Linked DNA regions of Homo sapiens: region 1 is linked to region 2. Evidence: read pairs that join two places in POLR2A ChIA-PET (ENCODE). Cell type or tissue: Caco-2. All regions are shown on one strand. Each heading gives the region's core, and the rest is flanking DNA. Links, peaks and the distances in the headings are about the cores only. Region 1 has its middle 23 kb from the start of MTPN. Region 2 has its middle 84 kb from the start of MTPN.

Evidence for each region. ChIA-PET counts read pairs that join two places held together with the same protein. Peaks named below come from ENCODE experiments on the same cell type or tissue, not always from the same donor. Only the 100,000 strongest peaks of a DNase experiment are listed, where the experiment ranks them.
Region 1: POLR2A ChIA-PET joins it to region 2 with 13 read pairs; 3 of 35 experiments call an interaction of 5 or more read pairs at or near these places.

What each region holds. Positions count from the first base shown.
Region 1 is chr7:135,995,023-136,006,628 of GRCh38, reverse strand. It overlaps a transcript of LOC105375523 not described here. Among named protein-coding and RNA genes, the nearest start is that of MTPN, 23 kb to the right of the region's middle. In Caco-2, for the core only: no CTCF peak of the experiment used is centred there; a DNase peak (open chromatin) is centred at 6,158.
Region 2 is chr7:135,887,491-135,899,096 of GRCh38, reverse strand. No RefSeq gene overlaps it. Among named protein-coding and RNA genes, the nearest start is that of MTPN, 84 kb to the left of the region's middle. In Caco-2, for the core only: no CTCF peak of the experiment used is centred there; no DNase peak of the experiment used is centred there.

The DNA.
Region 1 (11,606 bases), core at 2,344-10,343, 110 kb before region 2:
CTCAACTCTGGGATAAAAATAATATTACCAACTCCCTGAAGCTGTTCTACATATTAAATAAGAATAATATATGTTGTATTAGTCCATTTTTATGCTGCTGATAAAGACATACCCAAGACTGGGTAATTTATAAAGAAAAAGAGGTTTAGTGGACTCACAGTTCCACGAGGGAGGTCTCACAATCATGGCGGCGGGTGGAAGGCATGTCTTACATGGTGGCAGGCAAGAGGGAAATGAGAGAGCATGTGCAGGAAACTCCTCTTTATAAAACCATCAGATCTAGTGAGACCTATTCACTATCAGGAGAACAGCACAAGAAAGACCCCCCCTCATGACTCAATTACCTCCCATGGGGTCCTTCCCACAACACATGGGAATTATGGGAGCCACAATTCAAGATGAGATTTGGGTGAGGACACAGCCAAACCATATCAGATGTGAAAAATATTTTACAAAATTCTCTACAAATATTGTTATTATTATTACCTTTCTATTTCTTTCTTTTTTTTTTTGAGACGGAGTCTTGCTCTGTCGCCCAGGCTGGAGTGCAGTGGCACGATCTCAGCTCACTGCAAGCTCCGCCTCCTGGGTTCACCCGCCATTCTCCTGCTTCAGCCTCCCGAGTAGCTGGGACTACAGGCGCCTGCCACCACGCCTGGCTAATTTTTTTTTATTTTTTTTTATTTTTAGTAGAGACGGGGTTTCATCGTGTTAGCCAGGATGGTCTCGATCTCCTGACCTTGTGATCCACCTGCCTCGGCCTCCCAAAGTGTACCTTTCTATTTATTTCTATAATTTTGTACTTTAGTCATAAAATGTAACAATCTAGAATATTTTCATATTTCTACCTTTATCATGGCTAGGCAATAACAAGGTTTCAATAGAGCAAAAGAATTTCCAAATGTTAATTTTCATAGTTTGCCAAACATACAATAAAAAAATGCTTAAACTATATTGCTCCTGCCATTTTATTTTGCTTGTTTTAACAAGTACAGAGAATATTACATTTAGCTAAGAATGATTTCAGATTAACTTCTCTTACATAAAGCAATCAACTTTTATAATATATATGTGGCAGGTAATAAGCACATAAATGTAATTGCTTTTTAAGAAATATTTGTTTTCAGTGTGGGTTTCAGAGTAAGGTGGAAGACTAAATTATATTATTTTAAATGGCCTCAGTCAGCTAAAACTCTCAGTATCAGTAATAGATTGGGAAATGGAAGCATAGTCATAGAAAAAGGAAAATGAATTTTTAAAAGCATTACACCTCAAACTCGATCATTCTTTCCTATAATGAACACAACAGTCTAGTATTGCAATAAAATTAACAATCACATTTCATAGTATTTCTATATATAGTTACACGTACTCTGTTATTATAACATTTTATTTTATTTTATTTTATTTTATTGTTTTTTGAGATGGAGTCTCACTCTGTCACCCAGGCTGGAGTGCAGTGCTGCAATCTTGGCTCACTGCAACCTCCACCTCCCAGGCTCAAGCAATTCTCCTGCTTCAGCCTCCTTGGTAGCTGGGACTACAGGTGTGCACCACCACATCTGGCTAATTTTTTGCATTTTTAGTAGAGACAGGGTTTTGCCATGTTGGCCAGGCTGGTCTCGAACTCCTGGCTTCAAGTGATTCACCTGCCTTGGCTTCCCAAAGTGCTGGAATTACAGGCGTGAGCCACCATGCCTGGCCAGTTATTATAACATTTAAAAATAGATTTTATTCCAAAGTTTTCTTTTTTATAACCAAGAAACAAAGTACATATGTGTTCATTCTGATGCTAACTTAAAACTGAATTTCTCTCATTCCGTACCTTTTTAACTTTATGTCTGAAGAAAAAAAAACCTGCGTGTTTAGGAAATGCTATTCCATTTACTCCTGCAAAGCCCTTCCCAGCTCTACATGTCTGACTTACAATTGAGGGGGCCTCCATTTCCATTTCCTCTGCCTTTACACTGGTACTAAGTTCTAATCTTGGAATTTCCTTACTCCAAAGTCAGCTGTTATTTGCTGTGTCCCCCTCCCGCCAGTCTCTATTCTGTCCTGCTGCATTTCAGCTGGTTACCTTATGCATCCAATTCTCTGCGGGCCAACGGTTCCCTTTATAGATCTTATAAAAGACAAGACAGACAGGATATTAGCAATCTTCATCTTTAAAAGAAAATTCTGGCTTTGAAATAGTCTTAGAATGGTCTCTGTCCAAAAGCAGAGACGCCAAGTGGCCCTTAGAACAGCCATCTGTGCATGTGTTCATTTGTTCACAGGTGGTGTAGCAAAATGGTAAAAGCATGGTCTCCAGAACAATGTTCCATTCCAGCTCTGCCACTGACTCGCTGTGTGACCTTGGATGACTGACTTAACCTCTCTGTGCCTCAGTTTCCACATCTATAAAATACAGAAAATAATTGTACCCATCTCATAGAGTTATTGTAAGAACGGACTGAGTTAATATGTGTAAAGTGTTTAAACAATTCCTTGAGCATAGCATATGTGCACTGTGTTTCCTATTATTACTATCATTTGTCTATTATTCATTCATAAAATATTTACTGATCTCTATTAATGCTGTTCGGCCAGGTGTTATTATACAACAGTGAGTGAAGCAAAAAATAATAAATAGCCCTTATGAAATCTACAGAGAGACAAATGTTAATCAAATAATCTTACAAATATATGATAATAAATGATATAAATGCATGAAAGATGACTACCCCCTAAAAATCTCGGGCCTATCTACCAGATTTCTTAATGCTCATAGTTCCTCTATTTTTCCCGGGTGGCAGAAAGAAGTGGCCTGGTTACCACAGTCAATGAACTAGTACTGACTTAGTTGTCTGATTCTTTTGTGCCCTATCTCCAAGAAAAGGCCTGTTTCCCACTCTTCCCCATCCTGTTCTTGAACCGCTCTGTTGAACAATATACCCACATCTCATGCTTCACCACCACAACACTGCCCCTTTGAAACTCTGCCTTTGCCCTGATTTCTTTAAATCAGCAGTCCCCTTGGACTTGGGTGGCAGTGAGTCTTCTCGTATGGCCTATTATTCCATTTGCATCTCCGAGCTTGCCCTCATATTCCCGTTCCCTTCTAGTATACGTACTTTAGAATACCTGGCTCTGGCTTCAAATGCTGCTTCTGCTATTAGTACTTACCAGGTGTGTGAATTTTACCAAGTTACTCAACCTATCATTTCATCTGTAAAATGGGTATAAAAATATCTATACCACAGAACTGAGAGGCTTAAATAAGACAAACCCACTTACACAACTTATAGTGTCTAACACTCAATGAATAAGTTCACTCACACAACCATATTCATCCCCAGGCAGTGAGGTCATGCATCTAACAAGTATTTATCCCCAAGCACAAAGGATTTTAACAGGTTAAAAAAATACATAAATCATTTCTTCATTTGTGAAAACTGCAATTCTATTAGGAGAGGCAGCCAAAAGTTGAAAGAATGTAAATTGTAATGAGAACCATATAGGAAACAATAAAAATTCCTGAGACAGAAAAACAAGAGAGACTTGCTAGAGTTCAAGTGGCCAAGAAAGGGGGAGAAAAAGAAGCAGCCAAAGGAAGACGTTTGTGCAAAGGTCCTGAGGTAGAAAGATTAGCATATTTGAGCACCTGAAACACCACTGTGGCTAGAACCTGAGGAATCAGGGATGAAGAGACACAGATGGGGTTGAAGAGATGACCCTTCTAGGCCTCCATGGTACATGGTTTGGAGTTTACTTGCAGTTTAATTCCTCTCCCTTCTATACCACCTCCAGGCCCCAGTTTTGTGTTTTAAATACCAGACAGCTATTGCTATACAAAAGCCTAGCTGAGCTCCATCCTAGGAGTTGATCTTTTTAATACTAACCCAGTTCTTTATGGAATAATGAGGTTCAAGGGAGAGAAAGATTATGTGGTATACACAATGTTCTTCTGTTTTCTCCCTCCTTTTCCAACAGAGCCCTCAGACTCACTTCCATCTCTGTGCTTTCCCTGGAAATGTCCTTCAGTCCCATGGCTTTATGTGGCATTTGTAACCCAACGACTCCCAGTTTATATCTCCAGCTGTGACCTTTCTGCACTCTGGGTGCATATCCAATGGCCTACTTTACCTGACTACTTGGGTATCTAAAAGGCATCTCAGATTTAACACAACTGGAAGAGAACCCTTCACTTTTGCCCTCCAAACCTGTACTTCTCCCAGTCTTTCCTCTTCCTATCACCATCCAACCTTTTGTTCAAATCAAAATTGTAGATATAATCTTTGATTCCTCCCTTTCTCCTGCCCTCTTGCATCCAATGTATCAAGTCTTGCCAGTCACACATCTAAAATAGATCATTTATCTGTCTATTTCTCTAACTCAATGGCCACTGCCCAGGTCAGCCTGGGCTACTGAAATAGTCTTCTAAATGATCAATATATTTTCCCAAAAAAGCAGTCGCTTGTTGAATATTACCTCCAACAATCTACTCAAATACCAGAAAAAGTGATCTGTTGAGAACATAAACATAAATAGCATAACGTTACTCCTGTGCTTAAAACCTCCAGTGACCTCCCATCGTACATGGAGTACAACTCAAGACCCTTAACCTGGACCCAAGAACCTACACCACCTGGCCCCTTAGCTTCCCATTCCTGCATCACTGCTATTCCTCTTCTCCTGTGTCACCTAAGTTCCAACCATACTGTCTTCAAATACACCCTGAGGGTTTTTGCCGTACATCTTCATGCATCTTGTTCCCTCTGCCAAGCACATCCCGTCTCCAGATCTTTGCAGGTCTGACTTTTTCTTTATTTTATTTATTTTTAATTTACAATGCAGCTGTGCTTGGAAAGTCTGGCTTTTTCTTATCGTTTAGGTCTTGCCTCAAATAATTCCCCTTCAGAGAAGCCTTCCCTACCTTCTCATTTTTTTTTCATCTTTTTTAAATTTTTTTGAGACAGAGTCTCACTCTGTCACCCAGGCTGGAGTGCACTGGTGAGATCTCAGCTCACTGCAACCTCCACCTCCCAGGTTCAAGTGATTCTCCTGCCTCAGCCTCCCAAGTAGCTGGGATTATAGGTGCCCATCACCACACCTAGATAATTTTTGTATTTTTAGTAGAGACAGCGTTTCACCATGTTGACCAGGCTGGTCTCAAACCCCTGATCTCAAGTGATCCACTCTCCTCAGCCTCTCAAAGTGTCTGGATTACAGGTGTGAGCCACTGCACCTGGCCCCTGGCTTCTCATTTTAGAGAAGCCACTCATTCCTCAAGTCATTCTCTGCAATAGCTCTGCATGGTAGAACTTCCTGTGATGATGGAAATGTTCTCAAGTGCTATTCCATGCAGTAGCCACCAGCCAGGCACATGTGGCTACTGAGTTCTTAAAACCAAGTAACTGTGGCTGAGAAACTGAATTTCTAATTTTATTTCATTTTAATTTAAATAGCCCTGTGTATGGGTAGGGCCTACCCCATTAGAGAGAATAGCTCTATAGCATCACCATGTTTTATTCTCCTCAAAGCTCTAATAACTACCTGAAGTTATCATGTTCATTTCTTTCAAAAGTTCCATGAGGTCAGGGACCTGGTCTATCTAGAAAAACTGCCACACACACAAAAAAGTACTACATACATTATGTATTTCTGCATAACAAATTACTATAAATGTAGCAGCTTAAAACACCACACAATTCTTATCTCACAGTTTCTGTGAGGTCGGGAGCCCTGGGCATGGCTTAGCTGGGCATGTGCTCTGCTTCAGTGTCTCTTACAGATCAGCAATCAAGGTATTGGCCAGGGCTGGGATCTCATCTGAAAGCTCAACTGGGAAAGGATCTGCTTCCAAGCTCACATGGTTGTTGGCTGAGGTCAGTTCTTCAAGGGCTATTGGAAGGAGATCCTCAGCACCCAGCTGGCTGTTGGCTGAAAGCTGCCACCAGTCCTTTGCCACCCCAACATAGCAGCTCATTTTGTGGCAGCTTGCTTTATCAATGTGTGCAAGCCAAGAAGGAAACAGCAAGAGAGGAGTTACAATCTTATGTAAACTATCATAGAAGTAATATCTCATCACCTTTGCTGCATTCTACTGGTTAGAAACAAGTCACTAGGCCAGCACACACTCAAGGAGAGAGGATGATGCAACAACATAAACACCAGAAGGCAAAGATCACTGGCGTCTGCCTACCCCAGGCAGCTATTACATATTTGCTGAGTGGATGAATGAGTGAAAGGATGAAGGCAAATATCACTGGCGTCTGCCTACCCCAGGCAGCTATTACATATTTGCTGAGTGGATGAATGAGTGAAAGGATGAAGACCCTACTCTACTCTGGCTGAGTTATGCCAGTGTAGCCCCTTTTTCCTCACTGTGAAAGATAAAGTCTTGTGTTAGAAATTATCAAAGAAGAAATAGAGATTCTTTCCCTAATGAAATCTGAAAAAAATATTAAAGCTATGGAAAAGGAAGTTTCTTAGCAAAGTAGACAGATTCTTACTTGATAACTGTTAAGAGCATGAACAAGCCTGGGCAACATAGCAAGACTTCATCTCTAAAAATAAAAAAAATAAAATATAGAAAAAAATAGCCAGGCATGATGGCTCATACCTGTAGTCCTATCTAGCTACTCAGGAGGCTGAGGTGGGAGGATCACTTGAGCCTAGGAGTTCAAGGCTACAGTGAGCTAGGATCACGCCACTGCAATCCAGTGTAGGCAACAGAGAGAGAGACCCCACCTCAAAAAAAAAAAAAAAGTATGGGCCCTGAAGTCAAAATGCTCAGATTCAAAGCCTAAGTCTGCATTTTTACCATTTGTGTACTTGAACTCCTTTGTGTCTCAGTTTGCTTATAGGATTATTGTCAGGATTTAATGAGTTAATAGGTGAACATTTTATAGAACAGCACCTGGCACAGAGTACATACTTAAGAAATGTTAGCTATTATTATTGTTATCACTACTATAATAACCGAATTTTTTTTTGGAAAACAAATTTTCCACTTCTAAGGCTGTTAATGTAATTCTTACAAGCTAATGATTGTATCACTCTGGGTTCTTAGTTGCAGGCAAGAAAAAATCAACTCCAGCTGAGTTAAGCAGAAAATGGAATCTATTAAAAACATAGTGGGTGACTCCCAGAATCACTGAAAGAACTGGAAAATGGACAGGGAGTTGTGCAGCTGATAACAACACCCAAAATCACAAGGTAGAACCCTCTGTCCCCTTGGTCTGCCAACGCCCCTAGTCCCAGATGCTGCACATGGCCAGCTACCCTAAGGAACTCAGTCCTCCTCCAGCTGCTGCTCCTACAGAATGTGATTCTTCCAGCGCGCACATCACTGGTAGGCTGTAAGAACACTGCTGGTTTCTCAGCCTGCTCCATCACATTGATGAAGGCTAGGTCTCAGAGATATGCCTGAAGAGCTGGTATTTGGCATTTTCTTCTTCTATGGTTACAGGCAAGTCTGCCTCCTTCCAAGACTCATTGGAAGGGTAATTTCCAAAACATAAGATGAGCATTCCCACGCTGGACAGCCAAAATAATTTTAAAAGCAAATGTCCACTAGAATAGCCATTAATGATTTCTCCTTGTTGAACATGATTTTTTAATCCACATATTAAAAATTCAATAAGTTCCTGCAGATAAGTTCTCTCAAGGCAAGGATTTATATCTCTCATTATATTCCTTTCTAGGTCTACATGGTAGTTTTGAAGCTGGGATAAAACAATGGTCAAGATACTAGTTGTTTGGTTTATTTATTTGGTGTCCTTATTTTTACAATGATGGATTCCTTCACCAGCAAATCATTAATTGCATATTATATTTCTCCATTAAGCCTTGTGCCCTTTCCACACTTGGAAGCTGTAATACTACAAGCCTCTTGCCCTTTAAAAATTAAGTTGTCTCTATTCACGACCTCCTTAGAAGAGGTTCAAAATCTTATTGCTTGTGGTATTTTTATTTTATTTTTCTAGGGGACAGTTATGAGAGTTTCTCTCAACAGAAACTTTGGAATGAGTGGTTCTGAGCTTTTGTGATTGGTACCAGTGAGACTGATATGAAGTAGAGGCTCTTCCATACATTAGAGAAGGAGCCTCTGACAGCAGAGTCAAGGCCAAATGGACTTCCAAAAAGATTACACCATTTTACATGCCTACCAACAGCCTCATTTGATGTAAAAGCAGGAGACTCAGAAAGTTTCTGCCTTGGATAATATTCTACTCCAGTGTCTCAAGAATTTGGAATTTTTCCCCAAAGTCTTTTTTCCTTAAGACCATAATGGCCTTTCTTATTTTCCCTAATGATATCCATCTGTAGAAAGTTGTCCAATAAGCATACATTTGGTAAGTTTATCTCATTGCTTTAAAAAATACTTTACAACACTGTGAGGGGGAAGAAAATTCCATGTGCAATCCATGTGCAGTAGGTAAAGTTGAAGCATACAGTCTTGGTTACTCAATTCAGTCTGATTCATCTTAATCAATGGTTCTCAACCAGGGTTGGTTTTGTACCTTGAGGGACATTTGGCAATGCCTGGAGACATTTCTGGCTGATGCAACTGGGGATGAGGAGGTACAATGTTACTGGCACTTAGTGGGTAGAAGCGAGGGACGGTGCTCAACACCCTGTAATGCACAGGACAGCTCCCCACAAAATATTATCTGACCCAAAATGTCAATACTTTGGAGTTTGAGCACTCTGATAGGAATACAATGACTTTCATAGGCATTTCCAGTTTTCCTTTCTCACTCCATAACTCTTCCTCCTCAACTTCTGGCCTAGTGACATATTTTCTGGCTGCCAGGTCATTAAAGCAAGATTCTTTCTGATCTCATCCTCAAACGTGGACTGTGGAAGATGAAGCCACACCCAGATCTCCTGTTCTGAAAATTCTGAAACATATTTATTCAATTATGTGCATTGAAACTGGGGACTTTAATGAACACAACTCCAGTGCTTACTAACCCATGTATGTCTTCCCCTGATTTTTCTAAACAGTATAGTCCTGAAGCCATCATGGACATCCAGCTCTTCCACCTACGGCTTATATGGCCTTGGAAAGTCACAGAATCTCTCTCTGTTTCATTTCCACAACTGCAAAATGACTTAAAACAAAACCAACTTCATAGGGTAAGTTTGATGTGCACGTGAAATCATGTAAAAGCATTTGACAATCTATAAAACAATAGGATGTTTGTTTTTACCATTATTCTTTTCCTTCCGAACTCCTTTCCACAATCTACTGTCCTGTGGTTAATAAGTATAGGCCTCCATGACAAGGCTGTCTCATGGCATGCATGCCAGTTAAGTATTCGCTTTAAGCTACAAAATCAGCATATCTGTAACATGCAATCTGTATTACACTTGCTCCTACCCAGAGAATGAATCTGCATAGTTACATATTTTGAGGGGTAGAGAAGGGGTCATACTACAATTGGACCCTCCCCAAATTTACTAGAAAACATACACATAGGCCGGGTGTGGTGGCTCACACCTGTAATCCCAGCACTTTGGGAGGCCAAGGTGGGCGGATCACAAGGTCAAGGGATCAAAACCATCCTGGCCAACATGCTGAAACCCCATCTCTACAAAAAGTACAAAAATTAGCTGGCATAGTGTCGTGTGCCTATAGTCTCAGCTACTCGGGAGGCTGAGGCAGAAAAATTGCTCAAACCCTGGAGGCAGAGGTTGCAGTGAGCCGAGATCCTGCCACAGCACTCCAGCCTGGTGACACAGTGAGACTCTGTCTCAAAAAAAACAGAAAAGAAAAGAAAATATACATATATGTGGTTCCAAATTTTTACTATACAGTGCCTAGGGATAGAAAATAAAATGAATCATCATAAAATATCACATTTTCTCATAAGAACAATCTTACGATTTGTTATTGAACAAAAATTTGACATAAAATAGATCAAAGAAAGAACAAATGTATAGGTATAATCTTTAAAACAGAAATATTATGCTCCAAGCCTTATTCAATCAAGAGAAATGTGTTGAACATATTGATACATGATTTTTTCATTAGTCTTAACATTTATAAGACTTTTATTTATGACTTAGATATTTTATGTTGTACAAAGACACAGCTCATGGAAGTTGGAATTGCCTTCTTTCTCCCTTAGTAAATTACCCTAAAGCTGGCAGAAATATTCATTCTCTTTCTACTGGAGGACCTTGCAACACGGAGATAATTATTCATAGAGTTCAGTGCTGGATCTGAACATTTGAAGTTTCCCAAAGTACTGTAATTCCTCATTCCTTTATCCTCCAGCATTGGAGGGGAAAATAAGCCACATAAGGAAAGCTATAAAGAAATAAGTGACATAAAGAACAATCACAATCCTTTGGCTTTGGGCACTGGAAAGTGTTTATCAGTTGACTATTGATGAAGCACAGAGCTTCTGAAGGAGCAGGTCATGGAGACATCTTCTCCCTACCTCATATTGCTCCAGTTACTGGCAATACGAGGTGAGGAAAAGATGCTACTGCCCAGAGTCAACAGCGTGAACTGCTTCAGAGACTGGAATGAACCTATTTGGAAGAAAGTAAATTATAGGTGTTAATTGCTCAGTTACATACATTAGTATCTATTTGTGTATATTTATGTATGTTTCCTAGTAACCCATCTTTCCATTTTACAGAATTTGATTCCTTTGCCCCATATGTATTCTTAAGTAAATACAAAGCAAGACATTTCAGAATTATTAGTCAGAAGTGTTACAAATGCAGACATTTCAATGTGTGTAACTTGAACTGAAAATCCATTTCCCTCCAGCTACAGGCATGTTTTTGGAAGTTATCCTTGATGCATCTGAATAGAGGTTATATTGTCTTCTTATTGTTACCGTAACCAGCACTGACATGTTATTGATGCCTGCTCATCAAGACAGGTTGTTGTTTAATAGTCCATCAAGACTTTGGCTCTTCCTTTAAGGTTTTATTTGTTCAACTCAATATGGCAGACTTTGCCATCTAAATTTCTGTCTCCTAAACCATCTGGTTTTACAATGAATCCAGGGTCCATTTCAGCAACTGCTGTCACCTGTGTCAGACTGACATTTGCCTTTTTCTATTATATATTTAGGAATGCAAAGCTAACATTTCAAAGACTATTCATCTCAACCAAAGATGTACCCTAAAATTCAGGTACTGCCAAAAGTGACTAGTGGTGCTGGGCACCAGAATCCACATAGCTGTGGTTAATAAAAGAAAAACCAGCACACTTTCCAGCTGGTTCTATTCTGTCTGTGACAATACATTTGCCTCTATAAACCAAGGCAATAAGAATAAAACAATAAGAAATGATCAATGTTCCAGGCAATAGATATCCTAAATACCTTGATTTCATCACATTAAATCACACTGCATACATGTATCAAAATTTCACATGTTCCATGTACAAATACGTATTAATTTACAAATAATTAAAAAATTTAAAACACCAAAAAAGTGAAATACAATTTACAAAAATGAAGAAATTCAAACATCTCGGTAATGTTCTTCTCATAATAAACTTTACAAAAAGTCAGGATCCCCCTTATCTTTAAACTAAACATCTCTGTTTCATCAAGTTCACTCACCATCTTCCTAAAATGATTCATCCTCTC
Region 2 (11,606 bases), core at 1,432-9,431:
CCTTTTCACAAAAGATTTGAGTATATTCAAACATTACAAAGTCAAGAAAGGAAGGTTTATAAAATATTCACACATAACCTTACCAGCCTACCTTTTCATTTTTCTTTATCCCCTTCCAAATATAAGCCATATGTATAAATATTTGCAACACTTATAATCCTAACGTAGACACCATTTTGTAGCGTTCCTCTTCTCATTAAAAAGCTTCTTCACACACAAGCTAATTTACATCTCCGTCATTCAGGCAAATCGTCCTCACTGCCATCCTTCCTGTACAGGTTATTCCAGGACTCCTCACCCATGCTCCGGAAAATGCAGAATGGGTGCTTTTGTGTGGGGGATGTGATGATAAACTTGATGTGACAACTTGACTGGCCACAGGGTGCCCAGATTAAGCATTGCTTCTGGGTGTGTCTGTGAGGGTGTTTCTGGATGGGATTAGCATTTGGATCAGTGGACTCCATAAAGCAGATTGCCCTCTCCTATGTGGATGGACGTTTTCCAATCTGTTGAGGGCCTGAATAGAACAAATGGTGGAGGGAGCAGGAATTCACCCCCTCTTTCTAGCCTCACTACTTGAGCTGGGACATATCATCTTCTCTCTGGACCTCAGACTGGGATCTATACCATCTGCTCCCCTTGTTCTCAGGCCTTCACGCCTGTACTGAATTACACCACTGTCTTTCCTGGGCCTCCAGCTTGCAGATGGCAGATGGCAGACTGTGGGACTTCTCAGCCTCCATAGTCCCATGAGCCAATTTCTCACGACAAATTTCCTTATATATATATATATAGATAAGGAAATATATATATATTTACTATATATATGGAAATATATATATATTTGCACTATATATGGAAATATATATTTCCTATATATAGGAAATATATGAATATATAAAATATACAAATATAAATGTCCTATATATAGGAAATTTATACTATATACAATTACAGGAAAAATTTAGGTATAGTATAAATTTGTTTATATATAGTATAAATTTATATTTTTATATAGTATTAAATTTATTTTTATATAGTATAAATATGTATTTCCTATATATAGTATATAAGTATATATTTACTATATATGTAAGGAAATATATATTTATTATGTATCTATAAGGAAATATATTTATTATATATCTATAAGGAAATACATAAATATATATTTATTATACCTATAAGGAAATATATATATATTCTTTTTTTTTTTTTTTTGAGATAGTGTCTCACTCTGTCGCCCAGGCTGGAGTGAAGTGGCACAATCTTTGCTCAATGCAACCTCTGCTTCCCAGATTCAAGTGATACTCCTGCCTCAGCCTCCTGAGTAGCTGGGATTACAGGCACCCGCCACACCCAGCTAACTTTTGTATTTTTAGTAGAGACGGAGTTTCACCATGTTGGCCAGGCTGGTCTCAAACTCCTGACCTCGTGATCTGCTCGCCTTGGCCTCCCAAAGTGCTGAGATTAGAGGCATCATCCACCATGCCTGGCCTGAAATATATATATTCTTATATAGAGAGGAAATATATATATTTCCTTACATATATAGTAAAATATATATACTGTATATAGGAAATATATATATTTACTATATATCTATAAGGAAATACCTATAATATATATTTACTATATATCTATAAGGAAATACCTATAAATATATATTTACTATATATCTATAAGGAAATACCTATAAATATATATTTACTATATATCTATAAGGAAATACCTATAAATATATATTTACTATATATCTATAAGGAAATACCTATAAATATATATTTACTATATATCTATAAGGAAATACCTATAAATATATATTTACTATATATCTATAAGGAAATACATACAAATATATATTTACTATATATCTATAAGGAAATACATACAAATATGTATTTACTATATATCTATAAGGAAAATATATAAATATATATTTACTATATATAAGGAACTATATATAAATATATTTTTACTATATATCTATAAGGAACTATATAAATATATATTTATATATCTATAAGGAAATATATATAAATATATCTTTACTGTATAAGGAAATATATATAAATATATCTTTACTGTATAAGGAAATACATATAAATATATCTTTACTGTATAAGGAAATATATGTAAATATATCTTTACTGTATAAGGAAATATATGTAAATATATCTTTACTGTATAAGGAAATATATAGTTTTACTATATATAAGGAAATTTTTTATATGTCATGAGAAATATATTCATATATATATACAAATATATATTTGACACACACAGAAATATATATTTGTATGTATATATGAATATATTTCTCATGACATATAAAACAATTTCCATATATAGTAAAAATACACACACACACACCCCCCGACACAATGTTTAATCTGGGCAACCCATGGTCAATGTGTATGTATATATATTCCATGTATGTGTGTGTGTGTGTATATATATATATATATATGTGTGTGTATATATATATAAACATATATATGTATGTATGTGATATGGTTTGGCTCTGTGTTCCCACCCAAATCTCATCTTGAATTGTAACTTCCAGGTGTTGAGGGAGGCACCTGGTGGGAGGTGATTGGATCATGGAGGCAGTTTCTCCCCTGCTGTTCTCATGATAAGTGAGTGAATTCTCATGAGATCTGACGGTGGGAGTTTTTTCCTATACTCTCACTTCTCTCTCCTGCTGCCTTGTGAAGAAGGTGCCAACTTCCCCTTCGGCCATGGTTGTAAGTTTCCTGAGACCTTCCCAGCCGTAGGGTACGGTGAGTCAATGAACCTCTTTCCTTTATAATTAACCAGTCTCAGGGAAGTTCTTTATAGCAGTGTGAACACAGACTAATACATTATGTATGCATATATGTGTGTGTGTGTGTGTGTGTGTGTGTGTGTATATATATTATATATATATATATATATGGAGTGTGTGTATACATACAAATATACTTTCATACATACATACATACGTGTGTGTGTCTGTATGCATTGTACTGGTTCTATTTCTCTGGAGAATTTTGATCCCAAATGAACTCCAGTTTAATATTTGACTTGGCTGTTTCTTAGATATGTGACCTTGGGTTTGCTCTTTACCTTCCCTCACTGAGCCTGGCTCTTTCTGGGGGCATGTGTCTGTCTACTAAGAAAATGGGATAATTGAGCCAGTTCACCTAGTCTTGTCATAGCTCTCTTGAGCCCAACAACATTCACTTACGAGATAGACACTTTGGGTTTGTCAATGATTTTTTACTTTTGGGCCTTTGTTCCTGCTCCTTGCCTCCTCATCAACCTAGATGTGGACCCATAATTCACCTGGTTAGTTTCTAGTATGCCCTGACCATGAACACTAGTGGCCACTTCATGCTGTCCTGGGAAGAAGACAAAGAACTTCAGGGCTATACACTATACTAGGATTCCTGCCCAGTCTTCACCAAAACATTCATATCAGCACTTGGCATCTGAACACCAAGCTTTGTCTTGATATTATAGATCTGCTAAGCTCTGGGTCTATTGACATTTTAACTTTGCTAAGGGCTGGGCCTCATCTGATGCTGGTGTCTCCCTTATGAGACAGAATATATTCAGAACATCTTCCTACTTGAAGTTCTTAGAATGAAACAGTACACACCTCATGGCCAAGGGATGAGATTATTCTCAGTATAACTCACTCACTACTCCAAACTTAAACCTATGACCTTCCATTATGCTTTCAATTGTGGTTAAACAAAAATAAAATATGAATGTCTCTCTGAACATATCCTGGGAACTAAATGATTTTTTTTTACAAAGGTAGGAAAATTAGGGTAGTAGTCATCAGAAATAGCAACAAGAGATGAATGCGTACCTGCAGGAAAGAAGTGCCAGCCCACAATTTAAAATTGATTTCAGGGAATGAGCCCAAAACTAAATAGGAGAGACTACACTGAAGGTAATATTAAGCCCTACCCCACTCCCAGACCTTCTTATATCTGGCACATGGAAAAGACTCTACCTCTCTACTTGGAATAATTCTTATTGGCAATCCAATGTCTGAGTGTCATTGCGTGCCCTTTTCCAAGCATACAGGAATGGTATGATGACTTCCTGGCAGAAGGCCCCGGAGAGTTGTCAGACATCCTGACAAATGGGAATCACTCCTATTCTCGGTGTTTGGTCACACATGTCAGTGCTAACCTTCTGCAATTTTCTGATGTTCATCCTAAATTTCCCCATAACCAGGCATAGAGCCAAGATAATGGGAAAGCATCCCTGCCCTTTGCTGTATAAGTCCTGTTCTTTTTAGAATAACATACAACGAGGCTTTTTCACCAAGGTGTGCTGGAGACAGCTCATCCCAGCTTGCAAGAGCTGACTGATAAATTTTCAGAAATTTTGTGAGCAGGTTAACATCATCTTGAGAGCTTGAAGTCAGCCATGATGAGATTATTTACACCACAAAAATTCGCAAATATTACAAATCAGCACTGGTGGTTAAGCATTTACCAGCACACTACCACTGGCTACTGAATCCCTGGAATTTTTTAGGTACTCAGAGAGGGTCAGAGCTCGACTTAATTCACTTTTTAATTCTCCCTAGGGAAAAAAAAAAAAAAAAAAAAACAGGAAAAACAGAAATAAAGAGCCCCTAAAATGTTGGGATTAGAGGGGATGCTAGAGGCCATCTAGTGAAAACACTGTGGACAAGAGAGGTGACAAGAACGTAATGCTAACGAGTATGGACAAAGAGAACGAGATCCAGAACCCTATTTCCAGCCACTGCTCTCTGCAACATCCCACACGGACTCTACAAAAACAACAGCAAAAGAGAATAATTGTTTTCACTCCACTGTCCCTGCAGTAAATTTTCCCATTTTAAAAATGAAATATTTGATTTATTTTTTTTTTTTTTTTTTTTTTTTTTTTTGAGATAGAGTCTTGTTCTGTCACCCAGCTAGAATGCAGTGGCGAGATCTTGGCTCCCTGCAACCTCTGCCTCCCAGGTTCAAGCAATTCTCGTGCCTCAGCCTCCTGAGTAGCTGGGACTACAGGTGTGTGCCACCACACCTGGCTAATTTTTTTATTTTTAGTAGAGACAGGGTTTCACCATGTCAAGCAATCTGCCCACCTCAGCCTCCAAAGTGCTAGGATTACAGGCGTGAGCCACCGCGACCGGCATGAAACATTTGATTTTCACCATGCATTTCCTCAACCTGAGAAGCAGGCAGCTCAATAATTTCCCATAGGTTTTACAGAAAAAGAGCCACTTCTTGCTTCTCTGAAGATTTCTAGGGAGGGAGTGAGAGCTGTTCTCAGCAAGGTGGATTATCTGCCTTCAGGTGACGGGACTATTGAGGTTTCTGGAGGCTTTAAGGGGTTTATGTGAAGGAGAAACCTCTGAGCTCAAGCAGCAGTGAATTCCGAGTACCTAAGATGCTGAGAAGTTAAGGTCCCTGCCTGTTTACTACAAGCTGACCGGGCACAGCTGTCCTTGGGCTCTGGTGTTGACACCCATGCCTGAGGGACAATGAGTGACCAGGCGGACTGAAGCCTGTAATGCACATCAGAATTCCTGCACCTGAGATTCCTAAATCTTCATCACCCTGGAAGGCTCTGGGAAACTGGGTAGGGAGTGGACTGTTAGTCCCATTTTGTGGTTTGTTCAGATAAGATACAACTTGTCCACGTTTATAAGAAAGGTAAGTTAAGCCAGCACTTTGAGAGGCCAAGGCAGGTGGATCGCTTGAGGTCAGGAGTTTGAGACAGCCTGGGCAACATGGCAAAACCTTGTGTCTACTAAAAACACAAAAATTAGCTGGGTGTGGTGGCACACGCCTGTAATTCCAGCTACTCAGGAGGCTGAGGCAGGAGAATCGCTTGAGCCCAGGAAGCAGATGTTGTAGTGAACCAAGATTGTCCCACTGCACTCCAGCCTGGGCAACAGAGTGAGACTCTATCTCAAAAGAGAGAGAAAGAGAGAGAAACTGAAAACTTCTGACCTTACAGATTTATTTAGGCAAAAAAAAAAAAAAACAAAAAACAAAAAAAAAACAAAGTTGAGAGCATCTCCCAGAATAACAGTGAAGTGTTAATGAGCTAATTAGCACTTGTGCATGGTTTGCTAATAGGTCCTATGGGAACAGAGAACCTTTGGTATGGAAAAGTTTATTCTTGACATAATTAGAGTATTAACTATTCAAAGGAAAAACTTAGATGTTGGATTATATGAGTGACTTTACTAAAAATTACAATGTATTCTATAAGAAAAAAATTTGAGTTAATTGAGTACATTTGAGTTAATCGAGTCTGAAATCCCTGATGTGCTTAGTTCCCATCCTAGAAGTGAATGTAACCACTGATCGTATGTTACTTTTTTTTTTTTTTTTTTTTTTTTTTTTTGAGACGGAGTCTCGCTCTTTCGCCCAGGCTGGAGTGCAGTGGCGCTATCTCGGCTCACTGCACGCTCCGCCTCCCGGGTTCACTCTATTCTCCTGCCTCAGCCTCCTGAGTAGCTGGGACCGGGCGCGGTGGCTCACGCCTGTAATCCCAGCACTTTGGGAGGCTGAGGCGGGCGGATCACGAGGTCAGGAGATCGAGACCATCCTGGCTAACACGGTGAAACCCTGTCTCTATTAAAAACGTATGTTACTTTAAACAGGAGTCAACAGTCATGCAGTGGCAGACACTTTTGAATGTGTCCATAGCATCTAGTAGGATGTAGCTAACTTCAGTAAAGCTAATTTTGATTTGTATTTATTGTGGCAAAAGGGAAACACTGTTGAGCTCTGAGGAGTCTGGATTGGTTTGCTGGCTCTTTTCAATTCCAGGTTTGATGAGTGCCTGCTGTATGTCAGGAAACAAGCCAGCTTCTCAAACTACAAGATGTATATGAGTCTCCCAGGGATCTGGCTGCTAAAATTCAGATTCCAGTTCACTAGATCTGGAGTGAGGTCTGAGCTTTGGCATTTCAAACAAACTCTCAGACAATGCCTGTGCTGCTGGCTCAAGGACTAAACTTTAAGCACCAAGGAGCTAAGCACTAGAAATAAAATGATGAACAAGACCACGTCTTCACATCATAGGAGCTTATCAACACATACGCAGGCGATTGCAATATGATGTTAGTGCTATGATAGAGGTACCAAAGGCACAGGATGCTGGGACACACACACACACAAAAGAGGCATCTAACAGCCGGGGAGGGAGGGGTCCCAAGGAAGTATTCCGGAGAGAAAAGCAGAAACCCATCAGGGATGGCCTTGTCTCTTTGGCTATAGAGTTTAGCATTTAATTGATAAGCAGGAAGGAAGTACTGAGGGTTACTGTTGAATGGTAGAGTATGGCTTGAGCTGCATTTAGAAAATCACTCTAGAGCTACTAATGGAGGTTGGAGGGAGACTTTCTTGATGCTTTCCTTATCAGGACCTGTTGATTCTACACCCAAATTCTCTTCCAATTCTATTAATATCACTTCTTGCCATCTCCTATGCTGCCCCCTTAAGCCCTGCCACCATCATTTCTTACTTGAATAATGTAATCATCTCCTAACTGGTTCCCCAACTTCTAATCTTGCTCCTACAACATATTTTCCATGCAGCAACCAGAGTGATCTGTTTTTAAGGTAGATCAAATCACATCCTTCTCCTGATGAAAACCCTTCAATGGCTCCCCAAGATACTCTAAATTTCCAAATCTATCCATAGCCTATAAAGCTCGACATGATCCTTCCTCCTCTTAAACTATTCTTCCCTTGAGACTGTCCAGCCACAACAGCCTAGTACCTGTTCTTTTTTATTTTATTTTGAGACGGAGTCTTGCTCTGTCACCCAGGCTGGAGTGCAGTGGCGCAATCTCGGCTCACTGCAAGCTCTACCTCCCGGGTTCACGCCATTCTCCTGCCTCAGCCTCCCAAGTAGCTGGGACTACAGGCGGCCACCACCACGTCTGGCTAATTTTTTGTATTTTAAATAGAGACAGGGTTTCACCGTGTTAGCCAGGATGGTCTCGATCTCCTAACCTCGTGATCCACCCACCTTGGCCTCCCAAAGTGCTGGGATTACAGGCATGAGCCACCACACCCCGCCAGTACCTGTTCTTTAAGTACATCAACGTGAACTTGCCTCAGAACCTGCCTCTACTTGCTGTTCTTCCTACCCACAATGCTCTTCCTTCAGATCTTCTAAGACTGGCTCTTTTTCATCATCATTCAGGTCTCTGCTGAGATGTTACCAGCTCAGACAACTCTACTCTGAATATCCAAATTTAATCCACCCCTTCAGTTACCTTCTATCCCATTATCTTGTCTTTCAATTGGTATCTGGAATTTTCTTGTTTAATGTGTTATTTAGACACTTATACACACACACACACACTCACCTATTATCACAGTATATGCTCAGTGACAGCAGAAACTGTCTCTTTTGTTCACTGCTATTTCCCTAACCCCCAGAACAATGCGTATGGTAGATGCTCTGTAAGTATTTGTTGAATGAATGGGTTTGTTGGAGGTAAGATGGGTGCCAGGGAAACCTAGTAGAAGCTTTAGAAGTCATCCATGCAAGAATAGAGAAAGTCTAAACTAGGGTTTTGGTAACAGAGATGGGGAGGTAATTGGTTGAGAAATATTTAGGAGGTAGCATCAATAGGACTTGGTAATTGAAAAAAGAGGGAGCATGTGAATGAAAGAAGAAATAAAGATGACTTCTCTCTTGCACATCTAATGAATAGTGGTGCTACTAAGTTAGATGGAGAATCCAAGTAGAAACTAATGAAATCAATTATGGATATGATACATTTGAGGTTCTTCTGGAACATCTAGATGGAGATGGATATATGGGTCTGGAGCTTGGAAGAGATGTCTGTACTTACATAAATTGGGAGTTGGTATCCAGCTAGTAATTGCTCAGAAAGAATACACATAAGAAGAAGATAAGTACACAACAGACAAAACCTCGAGGTACGCCAACAATTAGAAGATTGGTGAAGGAAGTGGAGCCCACAAAGGAATAGTCAAATAGAGATGAGGAGAACCAGAACATTTTTCGATGCGTCAGAGAAGCCAAGGGAACATAAAAGTTCGAAGGAGGCAGGAGTGATTAATGGTGTTAAATTTAGCAGAGAGATCAAGGAAGATAATGAACAGAAAGTGCCTATTGGATTTGGCAATTAGGTGCTCATAGGCTCCTAACATTCAGTAGAACTGTGTAGGCGGAAGTCAAATTTCAGAGTAATGAAGATGGAATTGGAGGTGAAGAGATTATTTTTAAAAAATTCTTTTTTGAGACAGAGTCTCGCTCTCTCACCCAGGCTGGAGTGCAGTGGCAAGATCTTGGCTCGCTGCAACCTCTGCCTCCTGGGTTCAAGCAATTCTCCTGCCTCAGCCTCCTGAGTAGCTGGGACTACAGGCATGTGCCACCACACCCGGCTAATTTTTGTATTTTTAGTAGAGACAGGGTTTCACCGTGTTAGCCAGGATGGTCTTGATCTCCTGACCTCAGGATCCACCCGCCTCGGCCTCCTAAAGTGGTAGGATTACAGGTGTGAGCCACCGCACCTGGCTGAAAAATAATTCTTTCAAGAAGTTTGAATGAGAATAGAAGGAGAAAGAACAGCAACTGAAGAAGTCATAATAAGGTTTTTGGGGGGGATTTTTTAATGATGGAAGTAACTCAATTACTGTATGTTTGTGCGCTAAGAATAAAAAGTCAGTAAAGACCAGGAGGTTGCATATAGGAGAGGAGAGATAAGTGATGGAGGAAGATCAAGAGAAATGGGAAAGGAGGATAGAGGATGGGACTTAGGACACAGTTGGTGGTATCAGCCTTCAGCAGAGACAGGGATACTTTATGCCCTGAGTTAAGAGAGAAAGAAAAGGTGAAGCAAGATAGGTAAATGACATTAAATAAATATAATGACTTCTAGTTTCTCAATAAAATAGGCAATAGGAAGGCAGTTTAGATTTTTTACCATAAGAAGCAACAGAACAAATGAGAGTCAAGAAGTCGTGTCCTGGCAGCCTGAGCATAGTGTCCTGGAATAAGCGGACTGGAGGCAGGAAGACCCAGGAGGAGTTTCTTCCAGCCAGGCATGACCAGCAATAAAGAAGAATCAAGACGACTCATAATGTTTCGGGGGAGGCAGAGTGCAGCACCTCATCACCCTCCCACTGGGGCATATACGCCAAACCTCAGAGATATTGTGGGTTTGGTTCCAGACCACTGCAATAAAGTTAATATTGCAATAAAATGAGTCACACAAATTTATTATTTTCCCAGTGCATATAAAACTTATGTTTATAATATACTGTAGTCTATTAAGCATGCAATAACATTATGGCTAAAAACTGACAATAGACATACTTTAATTTTTAAAATACTTTATTGCTAAAATATGCTAACGATCATCCGAGCCTTCAGCAAGTCATAGTCTTTTTGCTGGTGAGGGATCTTGCCTTGATATTGATGGCTGCTGACTGATCAGGGTGGTGATATTGACTGATTCAGGTTGCTGAAGGTAGGGGTGGCTGTAGCAATTTCTTAAGATAAGACAATAATGAAGTTTGCCACATCAGTGGACTCTTCACAAAAGATTTATCTACAGCATTCAATGTTGTTTGATAGGATTTTACCCACAGTAAAACTTCTTTCAAAATTGGAGTGAATCCTCTCAAACCCTCCACTGCCTTATCAAATAAGTGCATGTAATAATCTAAATCCTTTGTTGTCATTAAAATACTCATGGCATCTTCACCAGGAGTAGATTTTATCTGTAGAAACCACTTTCTTTGCTTATCCATAAAAAGCAACTCCTCATATGTTCACATTTGATCATGAGATTGCAGCAACTGAGTCACATCTTTGGGCTCCAATTCTAATTCCAGTTCTCCTGTTATTTCTACTACATCTGCAGTTACTTCCTCCACTGAAGTCTTGAACCCCTCAAAGTCATCCATGAGCATTGGAATCAACTTCTTCCAAACTCCTGCCAGTGTTGACATTTTGTCCTCCTCCCATGAATCATGAATGTTCTTAATGGCATCTGGTATGGTGAATCCTTTTCAGAAGGTTTTCGATTTCCTTTGCCCAGATCCATCAGAGGAATCACTATCTATAGCAGCTATAGCCTTATGAAATTTATTTCTTGAAGAGTAAGACTCAAAAATCAAAATTACTCTCCTTGATCCATGGGTTGCGGATTGGATGTTGTGTTAGCAGACACAAAGATGACATTCATCTCCTTGGACATCTCCACCGGAGCTCTTGGATGACTAGGTGCATTGTCAGTGAGCGTTGTCTGTAATATTTTGAAAGGAATTGTTTTTCTGAGCAGTAGTTCTCAACAGTGGGTTTAAAACATTCAGTAAGCCATGCTATAAACAGATGTGCTGTCACACAGGCTTTGTTGTTTTGTTTTAGAGCACAGGCAGAGTAGATTTAGCATGACCCTTAAGAACGCTGGGATTTTTCCAGATGGTAAATGAGCATTGGCTTCCACTTAAAGTCACCAGCTGCATTAGCCCCTAACAAGAGAGTCAACCTGTCCTTTGAAACTTTGAAGCCAGGCATTGACTTCTCTCTACCTATGAAAGTCCTAGATGACATCTTATTCCAACAGAA